Linked DNA regions of Homo sapiens: region 2 is linked to region 1. Evidence: chromatin contacts called from ENCODE Hi-C data. All regions are on one chromosome and are shown on one strand. The core of a region is the stretch at or near the end of the contact, and the rest is flanking DNA. Distances in the headings are between cores, read along the strand shown.

The links. Hi-C counts contacts between places; a loop is a spot of excess contacts on that map. Pooled maps may share reads with other maps.
Region 2: a pooled map shows a loop between it and region 1 (4-fold over the local background). The contact joins the promoter of NIPSNAP3B here to the promoter of ERP44 in region 1. A Hi-C loop is called at or near these places in 2 of 37 single-sample maps with no recorded cell type and 6 of 50 pooled maps.

Annotation. Positions count from the first base shown.
Region 1 is chr9:100,096,201-100,103,397 of GRCh38, reverse strand. ERP44 (endoplasmic reticulum protein 44) reads left to right here and starts at 4,398. Exons shown (of 12, transcript NM_015051.3): 1 at 4,398-4,614. The coding sequence starts at 4,558. INVS (inversin) reads right to left here and starts at 4,155. Exons shown (of 17, transcript NM_014425.5): 1 at 3,982-4,155. It also overlaps the pseudogene RN7SL75P. RefSeq lists a silencer at 3,882-4,091 and enhancers at 4,332-4,471, 4,482-4,551.
Region 2 is chr9:104,762,712-104,769,908 of GRCh38, reverse strand. It overlaps NIPSNAP3B (nipsnap homolog 3B), which reads right to left and starts at 5,780. Exons shown (of 6, transcript NM_018376.4): 1 at 5,609-5,780; 2 at 3,374-3,584; 3 at 888-1,046. The coding sequence starts at 5,668. RefSeq lists silencers at 5,465-5,654, 5,852-6,051.

The DNA.
Region 1 (7,197 bases), core at 3,149-5,648:
ACCTTGGCATCCCAAAGTGCTGGGATTACAGGCATAAGCCACCATGCCCTGCCTACCAAAAGTTTTTAAAAATTAGCTGAGCATGGTGGCATGCACTGTAATCCTAGCTACTCGGGAGGCTGAGGTGGAAGTTTCACTTGAACCTGAGAAACAGGGTTTGCAGTGAGCTGAGATCACACCATTGCATGCCAGACTGGGCAACAGGTTGAGACCCTGACTCAGAAAAAAATAAAAAAATTAGTTAAGGCCGGGTGTGATGGCTCACGCCTGTAATCCCAGCACTTTGGGAGGGCAAGGCGGGCAGATCACCTGAGGTCAGGAGTTCGAGACCAGCGTGGCCAACATGGCGAAACTGTGTCTCTACTAAAAATACAAAAATTAGCTGGGCGTGGTGGCGCGTGCCCATAATCCCAACTATGCAGGAGGCTGAGGCAGGAGAATTGCTTGAACCTGGGAGGTGGAGGTTGCAGTGAGCTGAGATCGCACCACTGCACTCCAGCCTGGGCAACAGAGTAAGACTCCATCTGAAAAAAAAATTAGTTAAAAAACTATTTTTAAAGAGATGGGATCTTGCTATGTTACCTAGGCTGGAGGGCAGTGGCTATTCATAGGTGCAATCCCACTACGATCAGCATAGGAGTTTTGACGTGGACCAGTTCATTCCTTCTTAGGCAGCCTGGTGGTCTTCTACTCCTGGGAGATCACCATATTGATGCCAAACTTAAAGTGGACACCTGAATGGCATAGCGCACTACAGCCTGAAACTCCTGAGTTAAGCGATCCTCCCTCCTCAGCCACCTGAATAGCTGGGACTTCAGGCATGTGCCATCACACCTGGCTAAATACTAAATTAAAAGGTATCTAGGTCTTGCCGTCATTCTCACAAAAAGTGAAATTTTTATTTGTTCTCTCCTTGGTCCACCAGGAAAATATACCTAGATAGAGGTCTTAACCATAAGATCTTACTTGGAACATCGTATCACTAAAATGAACCATATTTCAATAAGGACAATTTTGTTCTGACCGGTAGTCTCATGGAGCTTGTAAGAACCTTTTAAAAACATATGACAGGAGTTTGAGAGACCAGCCTGACCAATATGGTGAAACCCCGTCCCTACTAAAAACACAAAAATTAGCTGGGCTGTGGTGGCACACACCTGTAATCCTAGCTACTCAGGAGGCTGAGGTGGGAGAATTGCTTGAATTTGGGAGGTGGATGGAGGTTGCAGTGAGCCAAGATCATGCCACTGCACTCCAGCCTGGGCACAGAGGGAGACCCTGTCTCAAAAAAAATAAAATAAAATAAAAAATAAGTATCAGCCGCATAGGAAGATAGTGAGATCCCTATCACAAGAGTGTTTAAGAAAGCAGAGGCTGGAGAAATGCAGCAACAATTCAAACACCTGATGGGAAGGAAAGATGAATAGTTGCATCAGTGATCTTAAACATCCTTCCTAAACCCTTAAGCTGCTTTATCAAAGTTCCAAAGCTGAATGCCTACAAGGACCAGAGAGGTAACAACTGTTAGAAACGTAGGGAGTCACAGAATCACGGTAAACTCAAGCATATGTACTTATCTAAAGGGAGCAGCTGTTAATCAGCTCCAGTTAATTGCTGCCATGAGGGTAGGCAAGTCCTTTTCTGATTTCACCAAAAAGCAGGTCACGCCAATCGCTGTTACTCCTGGGGATCTGAGAGTTTTCTAAGATAAATTTATAACGGATGAGCTGGTATTTGTCTTGTCATCGACAAGGATTATTGGTTCAAATTCTGCCCTTGAGAGAACATATTAATACTTTCTTAATTATGGTAAAGCACAGCTCCTTACGTCTTTATTTTGCTGACAATTTGAGTTAAGGACTGGCAGAAAATATGGAGGAAGAGGGTGTTGTGAGACACTTCAGTCATGTCTGAGTCTAACAGTCATGTCAGAAGAACTACTGTCATATCCAGGATTATATTAAGGTTATTTGAGAGAAGCTACAAAATAGAGGTGGAGGTGAAAACATGGGAGGGGAGTAACTGCACTTGGGTTCTAGGCCCAGTTGTATTTATAATCAGCAGTGTGTCCTCAGGCTATGTCAGCTTTCTAGGTTTCTGTAAAATGCAAAAAATAATAAGGTTAGACCATGTTCACATTCGTTCATTCAACAAGCTGAGTGACAACTATGTGCTAGGCACTGTTCTAAACTCTAAGACCTGTCATTTTTCATTCTAAGTGATCAGAGTTTTAGGCACATCAGAACCACAAAAAAAGTTCTTTATACCCTTTGAAAAATACACTAAAAATGTGATCTCTGTTTTATATATATGTGTGTGTGTGTATATATTATACATATATAAATTATATATACACATATATAATATATATAATATATATACATATAATATATATATTATATATACATATATATTATATATATAATATATATTATATATATAATATATATGTATATATATTATATATATTATATATATACATATAATATATATACATATATAATATATATTATATATACATATATAATATATATATTATATATACATATATTATATATATATTATATATACATATATTATATATATTATATATACATATATTATATATATAATATATATTATATATACATATATTATATATATTATATGTACATATAATATATATATTATATGTACATATAATATATATATTATATGTACATATATAATATATATATTATATGTACATATATAATATATATATTATATATACATATATAATATATATATTATATATACATATATTATATATATTATATGTACATATATTATATATATTATATATATATACTTTTTACTTCATAATTCTTAGCACTTAGCACAGTAACAGGTATATAGCCAGTACTCAGTAGATGTTTGTTGGATGAAAGGTCACAGGCTGAGTGCTAAGTCCAAAAAGTGAGCAGGATCAAAGTTTAATTTCTTGAATAATGAGTTCATACTTACAAGTCTCTGCTCTTTTAAAATTTCCCATTTCAACTATCTTTGGGCTCTGTCAGGGGCGTGGACAAGAGATAGGAGCACTAGTCTAGGAGTTAGGCCGCCTTGGTAAGAGTATTGGCTCTATCACTGTCTAATTTTGTCACCCTGAGAAAGCCATTATGCAGGGCTCTTTTTTTTTCTTAAGAAAAAATGTATTTTTTGCCCCTTTAAGAAAATAAATCATTTTTTATAGAAAAAAGTCAAAACCACTTTGATAAAGTGCTATAAAATGCAAAGGTGTCATCATCCTTGCCTAATTATACAACAAGCCCGTGTAATAAATGCTCTAATAATTATAACCGTACAAAACTAGAGGTACTGCAGTCACACTCATAGGAAGAGTAATTCTGATTAGGACTAAAGGGTTGGTTGTTCGGGAAGTTCTCAGAGATGGTGACATTTAAGATAGCATTCCAGAGAGAGAACGGGTAAGGCCATTCCAGGCAGCAGGAAAGCTGAAGCAAAGGCGGGAGCAGGGAGAACCACAAAAGCACAGTGTGCCTCCTGGGTACTAAGCAGAGATCGCGTGGGCTCCTGGACCTCACTGAGTGTTTGCAGAAGAAGCCGCAGAGCTACCTGGGGCCAAGTTAGGATCCTCGACTGCTTTGCTAGGGAATTTCGTAATTATACTGGAGGAGCGATCCACGCCTTAGCAGCAATCACTCACACAGTTTTCCAGTTTACGACGTGCTATCCCATCCCGTACCACATCTACTCCTTACAGGAGCCCTCAGAGACAATCAGGGATAAGTCATTGACTCATTCAACTGAGGCCCCGAGTGGTGGCTCTGACTTTATAATGCAGGAATTAGAGCAGAAAGAAGAGGCAGCGGGCGAGGAGGCCAATGATGGAGGCTCAGGCCACAGCCTAGGCCAGGAAGGCCGTGAGTCTGCAGCAGGGGCCAAGGCGGTGCGGACCGAATGATCTGAGCCTCCCCAGCCAGGCCCCCTCCTACTCACCCTCGCCTCCTCCAGGACTGACGTCCCGGGGGCGGCTCCAGGAGGCGCAACCCGGACCGGGCCGCCCCTCCTGCCGGGCCGGTACACTATATCCAGCCAGGTCAGACCCCACGGCGCTGAAGCTAGCCGAGCCCCTCAAAAGGCCGCCCGAGGCTTTCGGCCGCACATCCTTCTGGGAATTGTAGTTCCCATCCTCTGAAGCACCGCGTACACCCGCCCTCCGCCCTTCTATCCCACAGGACCCCGCGCGCAGAGGACTCAGTGGACCGGGGCCGAGAGCCCAATGGGAAAGGAAGTTCTAGATGACGGACGACGTGCGGGGTGAGGCTAGTGCAGGACTACATTTCCCGAAGTGCACCGAGGTGGGCAGGACCCGGAAGTGAGGGTGTGAGAGGCCTCTCTGGAAGTTGTCCCGGGTGTTCGCCGCTGGAGCCCGGGTCGAGAGGACGAGGTGCCGCTGCCTGGAGAATCCTCCGCTGCCGTCGGCTCCCGGAGCCCAGCCCTTTCCTAACCCAACCCAACCTAGCCCAGTCCCAGCCGCCAGCGCCTGTCCCTGTCACGGACCCCAGCGTTACCATGCATCCTGCCGTCTTCCTATCCTTACCCGACCTCAGATGCTCCCTTCTGCTCCTGGTGAGTGAGGGAATGACAGACCCATCGACAAACGCACGAACGGCCTCCGGCCCTCGCCCAGGGGGAACACTGCTACTCCTGCCCCTGCTTTTCCGTCTTTTCCTGCAGTGTTTTGGAGTGCACCCTCCCCCGCTGCCCTCACTCTCGCCTGTCGGCTTCCAGGCGCGGAGTCCCCGAGGCCTGAGAAACCAGTGTCGGGGGAGAATGGGAGAATTAGCCCTGAGGGACTGATACGTAGTCACGGCGTAGGAGCTTCCCCTTCTCCCCGAAGTCCGGGGGTTTCGGTTTCGAGGGCTAGTGGACCTGGTGGTAGCTTGAATCGGAAAAGACCAAGCATAGACCTAGCGTTCCTTCCCACCCTCTCCATTTGGGAAGAGTGTGAGGTCGACAGGTGCTGGGGTTGTGTGACTCTCACTGGGTCTAGATCCCTGAAGCGGTGCCCGGGTTGGCAGATCCCTCTGTTGTGGCTTGATGCGATTGGTTGGGAACCCGGAACTGGAGACTGGTTTGGATTCCACTGGGAGAATAGAGTTTGAAGGGTGGAAGGTGTGGTTACCTGACAATCTCAGCTCAAGGCCTCCCTCAAATCTTATTGCAACGTATTTCCCCATGGAAGCAGATTTCTTCTTCATTGCGCCTTATTTGAATATGCATTCATTCCTAACTGCCTAACCTGCTCAGCATCATCCCATCTTAAAAGAATCTTTCCCTAGTCCCTCTTGCCCCAGAGTACGTCTTGAGTGTGCAGACTAATTGATCCAGGCTTCAGGTCAAATTGAGACAAAAGCGAAGGACTAAACACGTATGGCAAAATGGCTTATATTTAATTGGGCTGTTAATTATAATGTAATATTTGAAAGTACCTTAATTGTAGTAGATTTTTAGAAATTCAGATTTAAACATTAAGAACTACTTTCTTTACAATTTAAGAAACGATTTAGTGACGCATATGAAGTCACACAGCTAGTTACAGGCAGAGCTGGGATTAGAAACAAGTCTCTTGACTTCCAGTGCTTATTCCGCCATATCCCATTAAATGTTTAATATTTGTGTTTGAAATAGTTCTTTCTTTTCTTTTGTCACTTGGACCTTTTCGGAAAAAGCACTGTAAAAAACTAAATGGCATGTCAAAGTACTTTTGAGAACAAAAAGTTGTGTATAAACATTGTAATATTAAATGATAGAGTGTCTTATTGCCACTTCTTATAAGTATACAACAGTGAATGACTTCTGTATCGAGGAAAATATTCTGTATAGTGTTGTTTCTTGGTGATTTCATTATACACTGTGATACATTTTTCCTTCTAGAAGTGTTAGAATAATACCATTATTAGAGACCACTCTCTCCTTAAGAAGACTGGATACTAATCTTATCCACAAAATGGCTTGAGTTATGAATTGTGTGCACTTTTAGGAAATCAAAAAAAAAGGGCAAAAATCTTAAGATATTGTAAAGAAAAGTTGAGACACTGAACAGGCAAACTATATCAGATGCACTTTCCTCAAATGGTATGGTTTGGTTGTAAAGCTAAGTTATGAAGAAGAAATAATTTATTTTGGAATAACTCATGCTTTTTATAGAAAAACCTAATCTTGTTAAATATGAGTTTTTTCCCAAATAGAATCTAGATTTAACTAAAATCTAAGCATTTTGTATAATTATCTTTCTAAGCAAATGTAAAGGCATAAAAATCTGGAAAATATGTTAGAGAATACCTGTAGATATGAAAAGGCTGAAAAAGCCCCAGAAAAGGTTTAAACTAGAATTACAAGTCAAACTAGATTTAATTGGAATACAGTGTTTACCTAGTTTTAATACTCATATGCTAGTTAGCAAATATTTATAAAACATCTATCCTGTCTAATCGCAACTTTGAGTTGCTTACTTAACTGGTAATTCTCTCCTACTGATGGAACCTACTTACTCAGTATTCTCGCTGTCTAATAATTTGTCCTCTTTGTTCCCCCGTGTACTTTTTTCCTACTCTTCCAACTTTCTCTCTCAGACCTCAAGTTTATTCCTTCTTACATACAGATAAAGAAAAGCCAAGTTCCCATTTAGCTGAGGTCATCATTTTTTCCTTAAATGGCCTCCTCTAAAAAGCTGTATATTCTCTTACTATGATAATTTTCTTCAGGCACTTTGTACCTCAACCCTAAAGAACTAGACCTGTTCAAATTTAGTGGTGTTCATATAAGATAACAGTTGAAACATAATCCCAAACTTCTGGAGGCAAGTAGCTATCTTTTCCCTGATCTCAAAGCATTTTGGAATATATCACTCTGCCACAAAGCCTTTCTGGATGGGTAACTAAACACAAAAGCTCAATGTGATAACTTTTTTTCCTGAGCTTTTATATGTATATATATCTTTTATATATATATTTATTTGCGTCTATATAGATTTTTATTTACATATATTTAGATAGATAGATTTAATTAGCCCTTTTCTGCTTATCTTCCTATCTAAGGTGGGTTTATTCAGGGTTTTCCGCTGGGAAAATGATCAGTAAGGGGGATAGAAATCTTGCCTGTTTTTCCTGCACTGGTTGTGTACAAGTTTTGAAAAGGCGAGATAAGAGA
Region 2 (7,197 bases), core at 4,531-7,030, 4.7 Mb before region 1:
AAGAAGTGAAATCAGGAAGAAGACAAATCTTTTCAAACTGAGAAACAAGAAAGAGGAAGACACAAAAGTTAAACTACAATAATGTAGCTTAGCAGTGTAAGTTAATTCATTCCCCCAAAACAGTCAGTTTACAAGCAAAGATGTACTTAATGATTTAAGATTAGCTGACTTTGTGGAAAAAATACTTTTATATTTAAAAGTTTATACATTTTAAAACTGTGACAAAATTTCATGAACTACGACTCATCTACCTACACCTGTTTTCCTAGCTCCCAAGCCCCACTTTTTCACCTGTATTGACCATGTCAACTTTTGTTAGGCATCCGTTAGATTTCAATATGGAAAAATACTTCATTTTTTGTTTTAAGGATAAGCAATGTTTAAGGATAAGCTCAATGTTTTAAGGATAAGCAAAGAGCTCTAGAACTCTAATTCTCTTTTTTTTTTTTTTTTTTGAGACGGAGTCTCGCTCTGTCGCCCAGGCTGGAGTGCAGTGGCGAGATCTCGGCTCACTGGAAGCTCCGCCTTCTGGGTTCACGCCATTCCCCTGCCTCAGCCTCCCTAGTAGCTGGGACTACAGGCATGCACCACCACACCCAGCTAATTTTTGTATTTTTGGTAGAGATGGGGCTTCACTACGTTGACCAGGCGGATCTTGAATTCTTGACCTCAAGTGATTCGCCCGCCTCGGCCTTCCAAAGTGCTGAGATTATAGGCGTGAGCCACCGCGCCCAGTCTCTAATTCATTTTTATCTCCAGACTCATCATATATTATTATATAAAACAAAGAATTATATATTTTTTTCCTATAGAACTTTACTCTTTATAACTTTAGGTCTTTAGTATTTTACTCATTAAAACTCATAGTCTAAGAGGGAAGAACTCACCTTCTTTTGGAGGCTTTTCTAATTTGGACCATGGTATCAGGTAAGTAATTTCCGTCTCTTGTTTATCAATGCGAGCCAAATTTGGAATGATAGATTGTTCTTGCCATTCCTTACAGTTGGCTAAGGCTTTCCGAACTTCAGCTCGATGAGCAAAATTATCTATGGGAGGAAAATAGTTAAGAAAATGTTTTTTTATTTAAAATCGCCCATATTTTTACTTGAATTTTACTCAGTTCAGCAAACGTGCAAGGCCATATGGGAACCCCATGTTATTATGTCGCTGGAGATGCCAACATAAATATATGTGACAACTGCTCTCAAGTTACTCATGGTCTAAAAGGGGAGTTGAAATGTAAAAAACTAACTTAATTGACATAGAATGGGCTTTATAGGCTCTAAGACTTTCTTAGGAAGTTGTGTGAATTAGGTTCGTTATTCAATCTTTCTGTGCCTCAGTTTCTTATTCTGTGAAGAAAATAGTATAACATCTACCTCCAGTGTTGTTGTGAGGATTAAATGAATTAGTACATGAAAAGAGCTTAGAATGGTGTTTGGCACCTTAGTTAGTACTCAGTATATGTTAACGATTCTTATCAATGGAAGCATTTGATTTATAGAGAAAGACTATTTTTCCTTGGTGGTGGGTGATTAGGTCAAGGTACACTTTGAATCAAAGTTAACATAAATGAAATTAAGATGCACTTTTTAAGCCTCTTTTTTGAACAACAGCTCCCAATGAAATAGTGCTGATTCTTTTATTTCTTGTCAGTAATTCTTTTTCTCTACAACTTATTTCTCTTCTTTCTAAGTTACCCAAACAGGTATATACATTTACCAAGATATGGGCCTAGTATAGTCAGCCCTCCCTCTCCACAGGTTCTGCATCTGTGGATTCAACCAACTGCAGATTAAAAATATTTTTTAAAAATACAAGTGAAATAATATAGTATAACAACTACTTACATAGTATCTATATTGTATTAGGGATTAAAAATAATCTAGAGATGCTTTAAAGTATATGGAAGGATGTGTGTGGGTTTGATGGAAACAGTATGCTGTTTCATATAATGGACTTGAGCTGAATCTGGTATCTACAGGGGTTCCTGGTACCAACCTCCTGCAACCTCCTGCAAATACAGAGGGACAACTATAGTATATTTACTTTTAGGGCCTCCTAAGACTAATAGTAAATGAATTATATGATTTATGCTGAGGATAAGGAATAACACCTATCTTACAAGTGAATTGTAAAGACTTTACGAGCAGTTTAATGGGACACAATTAAACTTGTGGCTCACCTAACGCACATAAGTGGATTATATATGTGGTTTATCTAAAGCATATAAATGAATTATAAACACTTTATTAGCAGTTTTTTCAATGGGACATGTTTCAACTTGTGGTTTATCTAAAGCATAAATTATGTTTTAATAGGGTCTGTTTTATTATAACAGGGAAAAACTAAAGAGTTACGTCAAGCATAGAATGAACACTTTTCATATTAAATTACTTTATGACTATTAACTTTGGACACTGATCACTAAACAGTAAATGAAATTATTAAAAGTTCTTTAGGTATCCTCAAGTCCTGATGTGGACTGTTAAGAACAGACATGGAAGTAACAAACATTCTGGGGATTCTTGTTACTTGTTCTCTTTCCTCTACTAAACCAGGGGTAGGTCAGCTTCAATATGGGAAGGACTGTCTCTCATTCCTTTTCCTTACCTCCCTAGGGTAGTATGAAAGAATTCCTTGAAACTCTGGGGTACAGAAATGAAAAAAGAAGTGGTCTCTAAACATAACAGAATTATTAAATCTCAGAGTTGGGTGACGCTTAAAAGTTAACTATCATCCTTTAAAAACCTCCATTTTTATAAAGCTCCCAAATGGGTGAATTATTTCTGCAAAAATGCTGATATCCAGCCCTAGCTGTAACAATAATAAGAAAAAAAAAATTATCTTATCCTAATGACACTCCTTTACCCAAGAACTGCAATTAGGAGTCTCATAAATTTACAAAGCTTTCTCCCTTATTTAGCCAGTATTCCATCTTCGTCAATACCATATACATTAGTTACACATTTAAAACATTTTTATTAAATATACATGTCTTTTGGCAGGCCCAACGGTGATCTTAACCCACTTGAACATTTACAATTACTGCTTTAAATTTTTCATGAGCTATCTTTATAGCAAACGATTCTAACATTTTTCTGAGGATTAAAGTCTAATTCACAATTTTATGGTTTGATATATGAGACTGCATGTTTTCTCATTTATGATAACATAAGAGTTCAAGCAAGGGGTGGTTAGAGGTGTACCACTGGGAAGAAGATCTGCTAAATTTATTTTTTTGGTATTGCTTTTAAAAAGTCTTACTTAACCTGTATGTATCTATGGTAATATAGATCCAAGAACTAAGTCTTATGTTACATTTAACAGAATGAAAATCTATACTGAATACTAAAACTGGATGACTCTTTACCATACTTCCAAATATGAAACACTTTATTCGTTCTGCCTCCAAATTCTACACTCCAGAATCCAACCAATTCAGAGTAAGAGGTCCGAAGATGAATGTTTTTCTTAAGATTTTCCATGAACGCATTCATATTTGAAGGTTTAAGGTAATAAGTACGAAATTCATAGAACGTTCCATCGTATTGTCTAGGGCCCGTAGCAAAAGATGAACACACCTGAAGGAGGTAAGACAAATGTAAATATCTTGGGAAGGTACAATTACAGATTTGGTTACAACCAAATCTGAGTCTGGTACAAGGAACACACATAGACTCATTATCCATTGTTTACTTTTGTTGTCAATTCTCCATATACACTTGTTTACATAGAGATGTCAATAAAGATAACTACTCTTAATTCTGATGAATATATAGCAACTGTTTCCTAGCAGGGGTCTACCTCTAGCCATTTTTTCACGAGAATTTGCTCACAAGAAGGCTGTGGGATCATAATGATACTCCTTTACCGAAGAACTACATTTAAGACTTAGTCTCTTTAATTTACAAAGGGTTTTCCCCTGTTTAGCCAATATTCCATCTTACTCAATACCATATGTATTAGTTCCACACATTGAAAAAAATTTATTAAGTACACATGCCTTTTGGCAGGCCCAAAAATACGTTTACTAACAAAAAACTCTTGTTTTTAAAAGGTTCCTAAAAAAACAGGAAGGGCTATTCAGGTCAAAGTATTTCCTGAATCTACTGATGAAGACTACCGGTCAAAAACAGGACTGGAATGTAACTAATATAAAAGGAAGCTATAACTTATCCAATTGCATTGTACTATGGGTGTATACTGCATAAAGGCTGAAAAGGAAAAAAACTCAACAAATGAGAATTGTCTCCATCATTGTTTCTAATTACAGATGCAATATCAAGAAGTATGTACATTTAGTGCACTCAATTATACCAAGTTTATGGAACTATCCTTTAAGAACCACCCTTTGTAATAGTCATATGCCCAATGGGTAAATTTTCTGTCCTAATCTGGCCCTCTGAGCCTGAGTGAGCTTAATGTTCAGTAGCAAATGCCCTGTCAGAAATTATCCAGTCTGTCTGTATGTACGTACATGCAAATATTTATGTAAACACACGTGTATACACAGACCACTCCCGTGGCATTCTAGTTTACAAATCCATTCATTTAGGCATGGTTAGCATGTGACAATTTCCTGAGGCTCACTACCCAGAATAATCTATCGCAACAGTTTCAGTAGGCATCTTTCACTGACATATTTTTGGTTACAACATGCAAATGTCTATGTAGTTTGTGTGCATAACGTCTTAATTATAATTGTCTATCTTGAGTTCATTCATCTCCAGTATGAGTTATGCCCTTATTGCCCAAGTGTCTTAGTTTTCTTAGAAAACCCTTCTTCATACCAAAAAATACCTGCAACTATCCTTTCTTTTGATGGCCATTCTTTTTGGGTCAGTTTAATCAAATTCTGAAAATAAAAAACTGCTTAGTATCTACAGTTTAAAAATATTATTATCTCGGAAAATGGGCCAATGAGGTATTTCTAATAACTGCTTTTAAAGTTGATTTTCGGAGATTTGTATCTGGAGATGTTATCCTAAAAAAACGCAACAGCTGGCGCCACGGGGGTGTCCCGGGAGTTGTGGCATTTAGGCTAGAAACAGCTGGCATCAGGCTGGGCACAGTGGCTCATGCCTGCAATCCAGCACTTTGGGAGGCCAAGGTGGGCGGATCACGAGGTCAGGAGTTCGAGACCAGCCTGACCAACATGGTGAAACCCCCGACTCTACTAAATAGTAAACACAAAAAAAATTAGCCGGGCGTGGTGGCTGGCGCCTGTAATTCCACCTACTCCGGAGGATGAGGCAGGAGAATCGCTTGAACCCGGGAGGCGGAGGTTGCACTGAGCCGAGACTACGCCACTGCACTCCAGCCTGGGCGACAGAGCGAGACTCCGTCTCAAAAACAAAAACAAAAATCACAAAAACACTGGCATCCAGTTAGAAAACCCCTCTGACAGCGACTGCCAGCGAGACGACCCCGGCCTGTAGCCTCCTCCTTGCGCGCCAGACGGCTCCAGAGACCGCGTTAGAACTTCGGCGGCGGCGCGGGGCCCCAGGTCTGGGAGCGCCTGAGCGTGGCTCGCACGCTTCAGAAATACCCCCCGCCCCTCCCCTCCCCTCCGGCCAGGGCTCGGGCGCGCCCCCGCGGCCAGTACCTGAGGCGCGAGCGTCCGTGAGGCAAGCGCCTTGGTCAGGCCGCTTCTGAGAACGAGCATGGCGCGGCTTCGGCACTGAGAAAAGCAGCCAGCCGAGTCCTTTGTGAGACTTCTCTGAAGTCTTCCCGAGTGGAAAAAAGCGGCTCCTGGACCACTGGCGAACTCAGGCAGGGGCGGGACTCGGCGGGGTCAGCTCCACCCCGGCGCGGGAGGCGCGACAGGTCCCGCAGTTGGCGTCTTTCTCTTCGGCGCTGAGCCTCGGTCCCCCTTGGTTTCCTGAAACGTTCTTGCCCCAGACGTTAGAGGTGACAGAATTAGCTGAAGGCTGGGATCGTTCCTGCCCCACCTTTCTGGGCCCTGACCTCATTCGCTCCGATGCGCAGTTGTGTAGATTCGTAAATGTGCGGCGGTTGTGCTTGTGTTGCCCCTGGAGAAGGAAGGGGAGGTGTTCAGCGTGTGCATGTGCAGTGCTTTGCATTTAAAGTCGAGATGTTGACAGGGTTAACTTGTTTCTTTGTTTGAGACGTAGTCTTGCTCTGTCGCCCAGGCTGGAGTGCACTGGCGCGATGTCGCCTCACTGCAAGCTCCGCCTCCCGGGTTCACGCCATTCTCCTGCTTCAGCCTCCCCAGTAGCTGGGACTACAGGCGCCCGCCACCACGCCCCGCTAATTTTTGTATTTTTTAGTAGAGACGGAGTTTCACCATATTGGCCAGGCTGGGACAGGGTTAACTTTTACAGGTTGTGATAGACGTGTATTTGTAGACCAGTGAGCCTTCGCTTTTCTGCATTATCTGTCCCCATTGCCACCCCACTGTGATCTTGGAAGGCTCCTAATAAAGATTTAATTTTCCATGAGCTCAGTGGAATAGCAGCACCGAGCCTGATAGGAAAAAGTCGAAGTTAAACATAGATAGTTTGAAACTAGATCGTTCTGTAAGCCTTAAGAGCAAAACAGCCGACCTCTGGTCTAGTCCTCCCAGTCCCAGAGTACTGGTCCCCAGACTAACCACCTTCAACATTTTAAGCTGTTCTTCTAATACCTGTTTCCGTATGTTTTTTATTTTTTTGAGACAGAGTCTTGCTCTGTCGCTCAGGCTGGGGTGCAGTGGCATGATCTTGGCTCACTGCAACCTCCGCCTCCCGGTTTCAAGAGATTCTCCTGCCTCAGCCTCCTGAGTAGCTGGAATTACAGGCGCACGCCACGACACCTGGCTAATTTTTCTATTTTTAGTAGAGACGGCGTTTCACCATGTTGGGCAGGCTGGTCTTGAACTCCTGACCTCAGGTGATCCTCTCGGCTCAGCCTCCCTAAGTGCTGGGATTACAGGCACGAGCCACTGCGCCTGGCCCGTATTTTTAAATAATAGTCATTTTCTGCTATTTCTTGCATTTTCAGTTATGGAGAGTATGTGTTGCCTTCCTTCTGTGGCAGATGAGGATTTAGGTCTCACAGAAGCCACTCCCCCGGGGGCTTATCATTTGTGTTGAGAACATTCAATATCCTCCTAGCAATTTGAAACTATATATTATTAACTATAGTTATCCTGAAGTGGTATAGAGCACTAGAACTTATTCCTCCTATCTAGCT